Linked DNA regions of Homo sapiens: region 1 is linked to region 2. A link is an interaction called in ENCODE POLR2A ChIA-PET data of the cell type or tissue named here. Cell type or tissue: OCI-LY7. All regions are shown on one strand. Links, peaks and the distances in the headings refer to the core of each region. The heading gives the core; the rest is flanking DNA. Region 1 overlaps KLHL18 (kelch like family member 18). Region 2 overlaps NBEAL2 (neurobeachin like 2).

Region 1 (5,376 bases), core at 260-5,259, 330 kb after region 2:
GAATACACAAGGAGATCTCATGTCCTGATCTAGCCTCAGCAGCTTCCATGTGTATTCATGGGTATAGCTATTTTAGTGTAGAGTGTTTTGTGTATACCATAGATTCATTTCTTTTTTTCTGTCCTATCTTGGACTTTGAACCTAACTCTAATACTTTAAATCTACTGTCTGATTCCATTTCATTGATAATATTTTATAAGAAGTATATTTTTAGAGGTGGGTATGTAGCAAAATGTGACTAAAGGTAGAGATGTATGCTAAATAGCCTTAAGTTTTCTAACCAACCAGTTATGTGTTTCTTACAGATGAATTTTTTTGAAAAAATTGTGTGGCACCAGTTCACATGTCTTTGCCACCTTAGGAGTGGGGAAGAGGGGAGATTTGAGGTAATTGCAGATCAGTGGAGAAAGTGGCCTTTGCATGGGCCTGTGTAATTCTAGATATTAATTATAGGGAACCCACTTACCCTCTTATATAAGCTATAGTTTATGTTACATTTATTGGTAAGAAAATAATATTTTTATCTCCCATTCGCTTTGTGCTCCCTCCGCCCCCTGAGAGGCTAGGTTTCATTATGTTGCCCACGCTGGCCTCAAACTCCTAGTAGCTGAGATCCAAGGCATGTGCCACCATGCTTAGTTTAGTCCTTTTTTTAAATGGATGTTTTATTTTGAGATAATTGTAGAATCACATGCAGTGGTAAGATAATTCAGTGAAATCACACATACCTTTTAATTTTTTTTTTTTTTTTTTTTTTGAGATGGAGTCTCGCTCTGTCGCCCAGGCTGGAGTGCAGTGGCGCAATCTCGGCTCACTGTAGGCTCCGCCTCCCAGGTTCACGCCATTCTCCTGCCTCAGCCTCCTGAGTAGCTGGGACTACAGGCGCCTGCCACCATGCCCAGCTAATTTTTTGTATTTTTAGTAGAGACAGCGTTTCACTGTGTTAGCCAGGATGGTCTCGATCTTCCGACCTTGTGATCCGCCCGTCTCGGCCTCCCAAAGTGCTGGGATTACAGGCGTGAGCCACCGTGCCCGGCCTAATTTTTTTTTTTTTTTTTTTTAATAGAGAAAGGGTCTCACTTTGCTGCCCAGGCTGGAATGCAGTGGTGTGATTATAACTTCCTGTAACCCCCAACTCTCAGGCTCAAGCAATCCTCCTGTGTCAGCTGCCTAAGTAGCTGGGACTACAGACGCATACCACTGCACCCAGCTAATTCATTTTATTTTATTTTTTGTAAACACATGGTCTTGCCATATTGCCCAGACTGGTCTGAAACTTCTGGACCCAGGCAGTCCTCCTACCTCAGCCTCCCAAAGTGCTAGGATTACAGGCATGAACCACCATGCCCACAACTTTTTCCTTTTGCCCAGTTTCTCCCAGTGGTAATATCTTGCAAAACTATTAAGCCAGAGGAACTGAAAGTACAATATTGCAACTAGAATATTCAGTTGCAATCTTATTCAGATTTCTTCAGTTTTACTTTTATTCATTCTGTGTATATGTATATTTAATTCTATGTAGTTTTATCATGTGTAGGTTTTTTATTTATAATTTTTTTCTCAATTGACTGAGAACTCAAGCTGAGAGAAGGTATGCTATTTATTAGGTCCCTCTCCAATTCCACCAGTAACAACCTAAGCATAATTCCTTCTCTTCACATAATAGCTACCTGACATTGGGTGAGCTACTTAACTTCCAAATCTTGGTTTTCTCATCTATAGAACATGATTCACAGTAGCTGCCTACTGCAGAGGGTTGCTGTGAGGACTGAAATGAGAAAATGTGCAGAATGGGTACCTGGCATAGTCAGTGGCATACAAAAGGAGCTCAATAAATGATCATCTCTTTTTTTAAAAAATGACATTTTATTTTATTTTATTTTTCGAGACATTCTCTTGCTCTGTTGCCCAGGCTGGAGTGCAGTGACAATTATAGCTCACTGCAACCTTGAACTCCTGGACTCAAACCATCTTCCCAAGCATGCACCACCATGCCTGGCTAGTTTTTTGTAGAGATGAGGTCTTGCTGTGTTGCCCAGGCTGGTCTTAAAAATCCCTGCCTCAAGAAACCTTCCCACCTTAGCATCCCAAAGAGCTAGGATTAAAGGCATAAACCACTGTGCCCAGCAAAAAATGAGACATGTAAAAACTGAGATTACAAATGAGAGTGTTTGGGTTTTTAAAAGCTTTTCACAAAAATGTAGTATCACAGGATTGTAGAATTGGAAGGCCTCTAAGTAGTCACTTAATAGTTTTGAAACCAGTCCAGGACCCCGCTAAGTGTTCTTAGCTCTTATTCTTACGCTTATTTGTTTTTTGTCTTTTTTTTTTTCTTCCTTTTTGTGAAGAACGGAGTCTCGCTATATTGCCCATGCAGGTCTCGAACTCCTGGGCTCAAGCTATCCTCCCACCTCTGCCTCCCTGAGAGCTCGGATTACAGGCATGAGCCACCGCGCCCTGCACTTAGCTCTTATTCTTTATGATAAAAGAAAATCTGCCTTCCTGTAATTTTCTAGATCTGCCCTAATCCATGTGATAGCCCTTCTAGGATTTGACAACAACTATCAGGTTCCTCCTAAATTACCTTTTCCAGACTATCCTTTAGCTATTCCTTATAAGATGTAGCTTTCAGACTCTTGCCCATCTTGGTCTTCCTCATCTAGACAAGGTCCAATTTGTTGTTCCCCTTAGCTGAATACAGAACTCAAATGTAATCAGGCTAACATATCCCAAGATAGGCCTATCTTCTCTGTAGCTGGTTTTTTTTTGAAACCAGGTCACTCTGTTGGTGCACATACAGCTTGTTCTTTTGTCTTCTGTTTATTTTCTAGATGAAAAATAAATGCACAGCAGTTAAACACAGCCAGTTGAACACATACTTAACTTTCATTCCCCTCCATAACCCCATTAAAATAGTAGTAAGAGGGGAAAGACATATCAGCAAATGAGAAATCAATGGAATATTAAAGCCAGAGAGCATGTGTGGAAGACTTAGTGGGCCAGAGGAACTGAAAGTGCCTCCCGGGGGAGAAACTGAGAAGGAAGAGGATTTCTAGTGTAGAACCCTGGAATTGTTCCAGAATTGGAGACACCAAATACTGAAAACAGGAAGATTACTTGGAAGTCTGTATGAAAGGCAATTAGATGCCTGCACCCCCTCCCCCACTCTCTCAGGAGATAGGAAGTTTAGTCTTAGATACTGAACCAGAGGCTCCGAATCAGGCACACCAAGCATAGGAGAAAGGGTGCAATATGGAACAAAACTGAAAAGAAGGGCTTTAAGATAAGAGTTATCAGTAGTGCATGGTAGAACCATCCACCTCTTAGACCCAGTTTCCAGAATATCTGTAGGCCGACAGATATTTCCCTGCAAGAGACTGGAAGATCGTGCTCTGATAAAATTAACTCCAGAGAAAAAGTCCTGAAGATACTGAATACTTCTAGGGGTCCTCAATCAAATGGCCGATTCTTGCCTGATCACCCTAATGTGAAGCCCACAAATCAACAAGCCTACCCCCTAGCCAAGTGTCACCAGACATTTAAAGAAAACCTCTAACATAGAAGACAGAGATCAAAACAATTGGAAGAGAAAATATCTCAGGAAACAGTAAAAGCAGAGAGATAAAGAAGAAAAAAAGTTGTAACTATATACTGTCTCAGGAGAGATTTGAGAAAATATTGCATTCATGAAAGATGAACAGGATTCTTTTAAAAAGGAAGCTTTTGAAAACAAGAACTCTAGGAAATTAAAAATATGATAGCCAGTATAAAAACCTACAACACAGAAAGATTGTAAGATAGGGTTGAAGAAGTTTCCTCACTGATAGACCAAATGAAAGAGATGGAAAGTGAGGAAGAACAATAAGAAAATTAGAGGATTATTCCAAGAAATCTAACACCTGACTAATAGAAATTTCTGAGGAGAAAAAATTACAATAGGAGGGAGGAAATTATCAAGGATTAAATGGTGTAAAGAGATTTTTCCAGAACTGAAATAATGTCTGTAGATTGATACAGCACAATAAAAGAAAACCAATACCAAGATACAATACTGTGAAATTTTAGAACTACAAGAATACAGAGAAAATCCTAAAGGCTTCTAGAGAGCACAGTTACATACTTAGAGTTAGGATTCAAAATAGCATTGGATTTCTCAATAACAACAAACTAGGCCAGGTGTGGTGACTCACGCCTGTAATCCCAGCTCTTTGAGAGGCTGAGGTGGGAGGATTGCTTGAAGCCAGGAGTTTGAGAACAGCCTGAGCAACAAAGCAGGACCTGTCTGTACAAATATATATATATGTATATATATACATATATACATATATATGTATATATATACATATATACATATATATGTATATATATACATATATACATATATACATATATATGTATATGTGTGTATATATATACATATATACGTATATATGTATATGTGTGTATATATACATATATACGTATATATGTATATGTGTGTGTATATATACATATATACGTATATATGTATATGTGTGTGTATATATACATATATACGTATATATGTATATGTGTGTGTATATATACATATATACGTATATATGTATATGTGTGTGTATATATACATATATACATATATATGTGTGTATATATATACATATATATATTTTTAAACATAGCCAGGTGCACACTAGCATGCCTATAGTCTCAACTACTCAGGAGACTGAGGCAGGAGGATTGCTTGAGCTCAGGAATTCAAGTCCAGCCTGGGGGACAGAGTAAGACCCCATCTCTAAAAACAAAAGAACTAGAAGACAATGGAGCAATACTTTCAAAATTTTGACAGGAAAAAAGTCTAAACTTTGAATTTTTTAACCAACTAAATTATTATCTAAGCTTGAGGGTAGTAAAGACATTTTCAGACATTGTACATAGACCCCTTCTTATGAGGCTCTACTAGAAGACACATTTTTATTTGTTTGAGATGGAATCTCGTTCTTCTTGCCCAGGCTGAGTGCAGTGGTACGGTGTCTGCTCACCGCAACCTCCGCCTCCCAGGTTCAAGTGATTCTTCTGCCTCAGCACCTCGGGTAGCTGGAATTACAGGTGTCTGCCACCACGCTGGGCTAATTTTTTGCATTTTTAGTAGAGACGGGGTTTCACCATGTTGGCCAGGCTGGTCTCGAACCCCTGACCTCAGGTGATCCACCCGCCTCAGGCTCCCAAAGTGCTGAGATTACAGGTGTGAGCCACCATGCCCAGCCTAAAAGACACTTTCTACCAGAACAAGTGAATAAATAAGAAAGAGGACTACGTGGGGTTCAGGAAACGGGGGTGTTAGTATAGGTGAGGGAAACAGAATTCCCAGGAAGAGTTCCAGTAGATAATGTCTCAAGA
Region 2 (5,376 bases), core at 304-5,303:
CATGCTCCGGCTCCGCACACACGTGTGTGCCCCCAGCCCGCCGGGTGCCTCTGGCACTTATGCCTTGGGGACAGAGCTCGCGGTCGTGCACTTCATAGCAACCCACCCCCGCGAGCAGGACCGTGCAGCCTGAGTCTTTCTTGCTAGAGGAGAGTGGCCTGGGCCGAGGCGGCCGGACACTTGGCCTTTTTACAAATGGGGAAACTGAGACCTGGAGAGACCTGGAGACTGGCCAGGAGGCTAGGGGGAGGGGGACTCAATTTGTCTATGAGCTGCCTCTCCCTTGGGCGCGGCCTGATTGGGTGGTCGTGGCCAACGGGTCTGGGGGTGTGGGCCAAGGTAGGGAGGTGTGTGGAAGGGGAATGCTCCCACTTCAGGTCCTTCTTGAGTTGCATCCCCCCACACCCCAGCGAACAGGCTGTGATAAGCTCTTCCCTGACTTGAAATGACCCACCCCACCCCACCCCCATTCTGAGGGGTAGACCCAGGACCTCTCTAGGAGCAGAAGAAAAGGTTTTCCTCTGGATGCCCAGGGTGAGGGTGGGTCCTTGAGGCCCTGAGGGATGTCTGAAAAGGTTGGAGGGAGGCCCGTTCCTCCTGAGCTCCCCACCCATCTCAGAAAATACTTCAGGTGGAGTCAGAAGGTGAGGGGAGTGACTCAGACGTGGGTGTCCCATCAGCTGAGAACCTGGTATCACTCACACCGTCTCACACACATAGTCCCCCATTTTCCTTCTGTACCCACAGCAGGGAGGGATCCCAGGGTAACACTCCCCTCCCCTTCACCCAGCACCTCCCTCCCTGCACCTGCCTGGCATCATGCTCCTGGCTCAGGTGTGCCCTGGGCACAATGGACCATTGTGTGCCCTGAACAGTTTGTCAGTGGGGGGAATTCATGCTCAGACACGCTGGCCCTCCATAAGGAGGCTGGCCCACTGTCTTCCACGGACCTGGAGTCCAGGCCAGAAGGACCACAGCCTCTTCAGTCCGCTCAGGTTGTGAGAGGTCCAGGCCCCAGCAGGAGGCCAGGCATGGAGTAGAGTCCCTCTTTGGTATAACTCAGATCGAACTCGACTTCTGAGCCTCTGCTTCCTGCCTGTAAAACTGACACAGCCCTGGCCGGGCACGGTGGCTCACACCTGTAATCCCAGCACTTTGGGAGGCCGAGGCGGGCAGATCACAAGGTCAGGAGATCGAGACCATCCTGGCCAACATGGTGAAACCCCATCTCTACTAAAATACAAAAATTAGCCGGGCGTGGTGGGGTGTGCCTGTAATCCCAGCTACTCGGGAGGCTGAGGCAGGAGAATCGCTTGAACCAGGGAGGCAGAGGTTGCAGTGAGCCGAGATCGCGCCACTGCACTCCAGCCTGGTGACAGAGTGAGACTCCGTCTCAAAAAAATAAAATAAAAATAAAAAACTGACACAGCCCTGACCTCAGGGGCTTCCTGGACTCTGTGGAGAGGTAGCCATTATAGCTGGTCCAGACCAGAGAAGGCTCCTGTTTTCCTGGCCCCATTGGGTCCCCTCGCCCCAGCTTCTCTGCCTGCATCCCCAGTGGTTGTGAAGGAGCAGAGGGTTTGAAGAGAAGCCTACCCTAGTCCTCCTTCCTCGGACTGCCCCATAGCTATGGGCAGGCTCTAGGTGCATGGGCAGGTAAAGGGGGCTTAAACCAGCTGGTGAGTGTGAGGGATGTTAATGATAGGTCTTCAGCCTGGGTGGCAGGCTGCTGGGAGTGTCTTGGTATCTCCCAGGACAGTAACTCCAGCATGGTTGCCTCCTGATGCCCCATCTAGCTGAGCTCTGTACATGGCCACCCCCCATCCCCTCAGGAGGTGGTTATGGCTCATATCTGTGCTGAGCCTCCCCCTCCCGGAGCTCCTCACCTCGCAGGGCAGGTATGGAGCATAGGCTGGCAGGTTGTAGCTTTGGAAGCCTGAGCAGACAGTGGGCAGCCTGGGGCCAGGCAAACAAATCCAGGATGTAACAGCAAACCCCCAAGCCAGGCGGGGCCAGGCTGCCTGGGAAGAGGAAGCTAGGGCCAGCCTCCCAGCTCGCCTTCCTGCCCGCCTGCTCCTGACCCTGATCCTGGAACCCCCAATCCAGGGAGGAGTAGGCTATGCAACTTTGAGTCCTGTTAGGGACCTATTGTGTGTGTGCTTGGGGAGGGGGAGTGCAAGGTAAGGGGCAGAGCTGAAAGTGGGTGTTTAGAGACCCTTTAGTTGGCCAGCCACCCAGCCAGCAACACCTGCACCCCTCCCTTCAGCAGTGAGAGCTGACATCAGCTGGCAAACCTGTTTCCCCAGTTGTGGGTCTGGGTGGGGATGGAGAGGGGGGAGTAACTCCTTCCTGCCCTTCCTCTTCCTTAAAGACCCCAGGTTTAGACCCACCCACCCCCTCCCCCTGGGGGCCCGGCTCAACTGGGGGCCTCATAGTGAGGGAGGGGGCTGTGGGTGGCTGCTGAGGGAAGAGGGAAGGGTCAGAGCATCCCAGGACTTCACTCAGTTGGAGCTCCTTAGGGCCCTGGTGGGGAAACCAAGGCAGGGTCCTACTACGATTGTCAGACCTCACATGCAGTAGGTGCTCCTTGGGTATTAGCTGAATGACTGGATAGAGGAGGTGGGTCCCATGGCAGTGACCAGTCAGGAAGTCACCCCAGAGGAGGCTGAGTTTGGGCTTTGAAGGCTGAGAGGAAGAAACAGCAGGAGCAGTGGGACAAGAAGCAAATTGTCAGGAGTTGGGGCAGGGCAGAGCTAGTCAAGCAGGCCTGGTGGACAGGTGGGGGCTCATCTAGAGGACTCAGAGCCCACCAGAGCTCCCCCAGGGTAGGCATAGGAAGGGCAGGAGAGTCTTGGGGGACTGGGGACAGCACCTGACAGGCTGGCGGTTGGGCAGCCCATAAAAGTTAATGCCACATAGCATGCAGATGAGTGGCCCCTGTTCAGGCCGGAGCAGCAGTGATGTTCAGCAACCCCTCCAGTGAATGGGGTCACAGAGTGAGGGGGCACTGAATGTGGAAGGGCACTCAGGGTCACAAAGTTCAGGGCAGAACAAACCCTCAGGTGACAGGAGGGAGCAGAAGCTGACCTGTCCAGCTATGCCACTGAGGCCTCAGAAGGGTTCAGGGAGGTTAGGTCAGGCTGGAGGCAACCTCGTCCTGCCTACACTTCCCTGAGAGTTCCCTCTCCCTAACTGATGATCTCTACTGCCTCTCAGAAACCTGGTCAGGCCCTCCACTCCCCCGGTACTTTACCTGGTCATATTCCTTTTTTTTTTTTTTTTTAGACAGAGTCTCACTCTGTCACCCAGGCTGGAGTGCAATGGCATGGTCTCAGTTCACTGCAACCTCTGCCTCCCGGGTTCAAGCAGTTCTCCTACCTCAGCCTCCCGAGTAGCTCAGACTACAGGCGTGTGCCACCACACCCGGCTAATTTTTGTATTTTTAGTAGAGACGGGGTTTCACTATGTTGGCTAGGCTGCTCTCAAACTCCTGACCTTGTGATCTGCCCGCCTCAGCCTCCCAAAGTGCTGGGATTACAAGCGTGAGCCACCGCACCTGGCTTTATCTGGTCATATCCTTTTTGGGCTTCAGTTTACCTTCCTGAAATGGGTAAAGGGAAGGTGGAGTCACTTCTTTGGTGCTTGGTCCCCTGCCTCTATTACCAAGGCACCTGAAGGAGAAGGGCCTGTAGTGATAGGGAGATGAGCACACAGCCCAGGCTTGGGTGGGCACTGGTGATTCCTGGAGTTGTTATGACAACTGGGGAGCTGATGGGGAAGTGTGGGGTCCCCGTAGAAACAGGGTCAGTTACCATGGGGTCTATGGGGACCCTAGAAGGAAATTCCCATTTTCCTTAGTGATAGTAAAAGGGATTGGTCAGCTCTTGAGCCGCTTGCTTGAACCTACTTCCATTCTGTGGAGTGTACTTTCATTTCAATAAATCTATGCTTTCCTTGCTTAAAAAAAAATAGTGTCCAGGCGCGGTGTTTCACGCCTGTAATCCCAGCACTTTGGGAGGCTGAGGCGGGCAGATCACGAGGTCAGGAGATCAAGACCATCCTGGCTAACACAGTGAAACCCCATCTCTACTAAAAAAAAAAAAAAAAAAAATTAGCCAGGCGTGATGGCGAGTGCCTGTAGTCCCAGCTACTCAGGAGGCTGAGGCAGGAGAATGGTGTGAACCTGGGAGGCGGAGCTTGCAGTGAGTTGAGATCGCGCCACTGCACTCCAGCCTGGGCCGGCGACAGAGCGAGACTCCGTCTCAAAAAAAAACAAAAAAAACAATAGTACAAGGGGATGGTCAGGCCCTGGGGCAGGGTGGGTGTCATGGAGATCAGAAGGTCCACCCTTTCAGCACCCCCTCTCCAGGTAAGTGGGAGAGACTGGCCCAGCCACCCAGGCACTCAAACCACTATCCTCAGTTGTCCCTGCCCCAGCAAAGTCCCATCTTCCTGCTTCATCCCATGGCCTAACATCCTCCAAGCCTGACCTCCAGTCCTGGTGATGTAGCCAGAAGTCACGTTTAGCTTGACATTGTCCTCCCCGTCCTGATACTGAATGGGGGGACCCCCTAGGCCTGGGATAGGCTATTCCACATAAACACCACCCTGTCCCACTTCTGCTTGTCTGTCCCTGAAGATGGAGTGCTCACTACCGCCCAGGCAGCTCTGACTGAGAGGAGTCACCCACTCTTGAGCTGTGCTCTTCTCTCCCTTCCTGCTCCTAGCTCTTCCCTGGGGTCCATTAATGCCTCTTACTGTCACTCACAGAGGGGGCTGGGGGTTGTTGCCTGGAATTCAGGGAGCTCGGGCAGGCCAGAGCCCCTGGATCTGGAACTCCACTCACCTTACCCTGACCTCGAGTTGGGTAGGTGTGGCTGGAGAACTTTTACCCAAGAAGCAAAGGGATGGTTTTAAAGAGGTTAATGTTAAGTAACAAGCTACTGAGAGTTAGAACGGGGACTGGACTCCGGAACCCATGCCCTCACCTGATTCGGTTGGTGAGAGGCACCAGACAGGAATGGGTCTTACAAAGGGTGCTGATGCCCCTGATGGGGGCATTCCAGCAGAGCAAACAAGAGCAAAGCACAGGCAGACCTGTGGGGGTAGAGACAGTGATTCACGCCCTTGGGCCCAGGCATCCAGCGGGTTTGGGGTATGGAGGCTGCAGGTGAGGTGGGCACCACCCTACAGGGCCTCAGATGTGAGCTTGTGATAGGGCATGTGACTGGCTGATCAAGCCGTGATGGTGACAGATGTCTACTCGAGGCCCATTGTGCAATGGCCTTGGGGTACGTCAGGCAGGGTCTGGGAGCAGCATGGTGTCAGGCAGCTCAATGATCCCTGTCAGCTTGGCAAACAAGGTGTACTCCCTGT

The links. Peaks named below come from ENCODE experiments on the same cell type or tissue, not always from the same donor. Only the 100,000 strongest peaks of a DNase experiment are listed, where the experiment ranks them.
Region 1: POLR2A ChIA-PET joins it to region 2 with 5 read pairs; 3 of 35 experiments call an interaction of 5 or more read pairs at or near these places.

The regions. Positions count from the first base shown.
Region 1 is chr3:47,312,171-47,317,546 of GRCh38, forward strand. The region is part of intron 1 of KLHL18 (kelch like family member 18); the gene reads left to right. Among named protein-coding and RNA genes, the nearest start is that of KLHL18, 32 kb to the left of the region's middle. In OCI-LY7, for the core only: no CTCF peak of the experiment used is centred there; no DNase peak of the experiment used is centred there.
Region 2 is chr3:46,980,046-46,985,421 of GRCh38, forward strand. All of the region lies in intron 1 of NBEAL2 (neurobeachin like 2), which reads left to right. It also overlaps a transcript of CCDC12 not described here. Among named protein-coding and RNA genes, the nearest start is that of NBEAL2, 3.1 kb to the left of the region's middle. RefSeq lists enhancers at 1-675, 676-1,456, 4,765-5,376. In OCI-LY7, for the core only: no CTCF peak of the experiment used is centred there; no DNase peak of the experiment used is centred there; H3K4me3 peaks cover 2,085 bases; H3K27ac peaks cover 1,630 bases.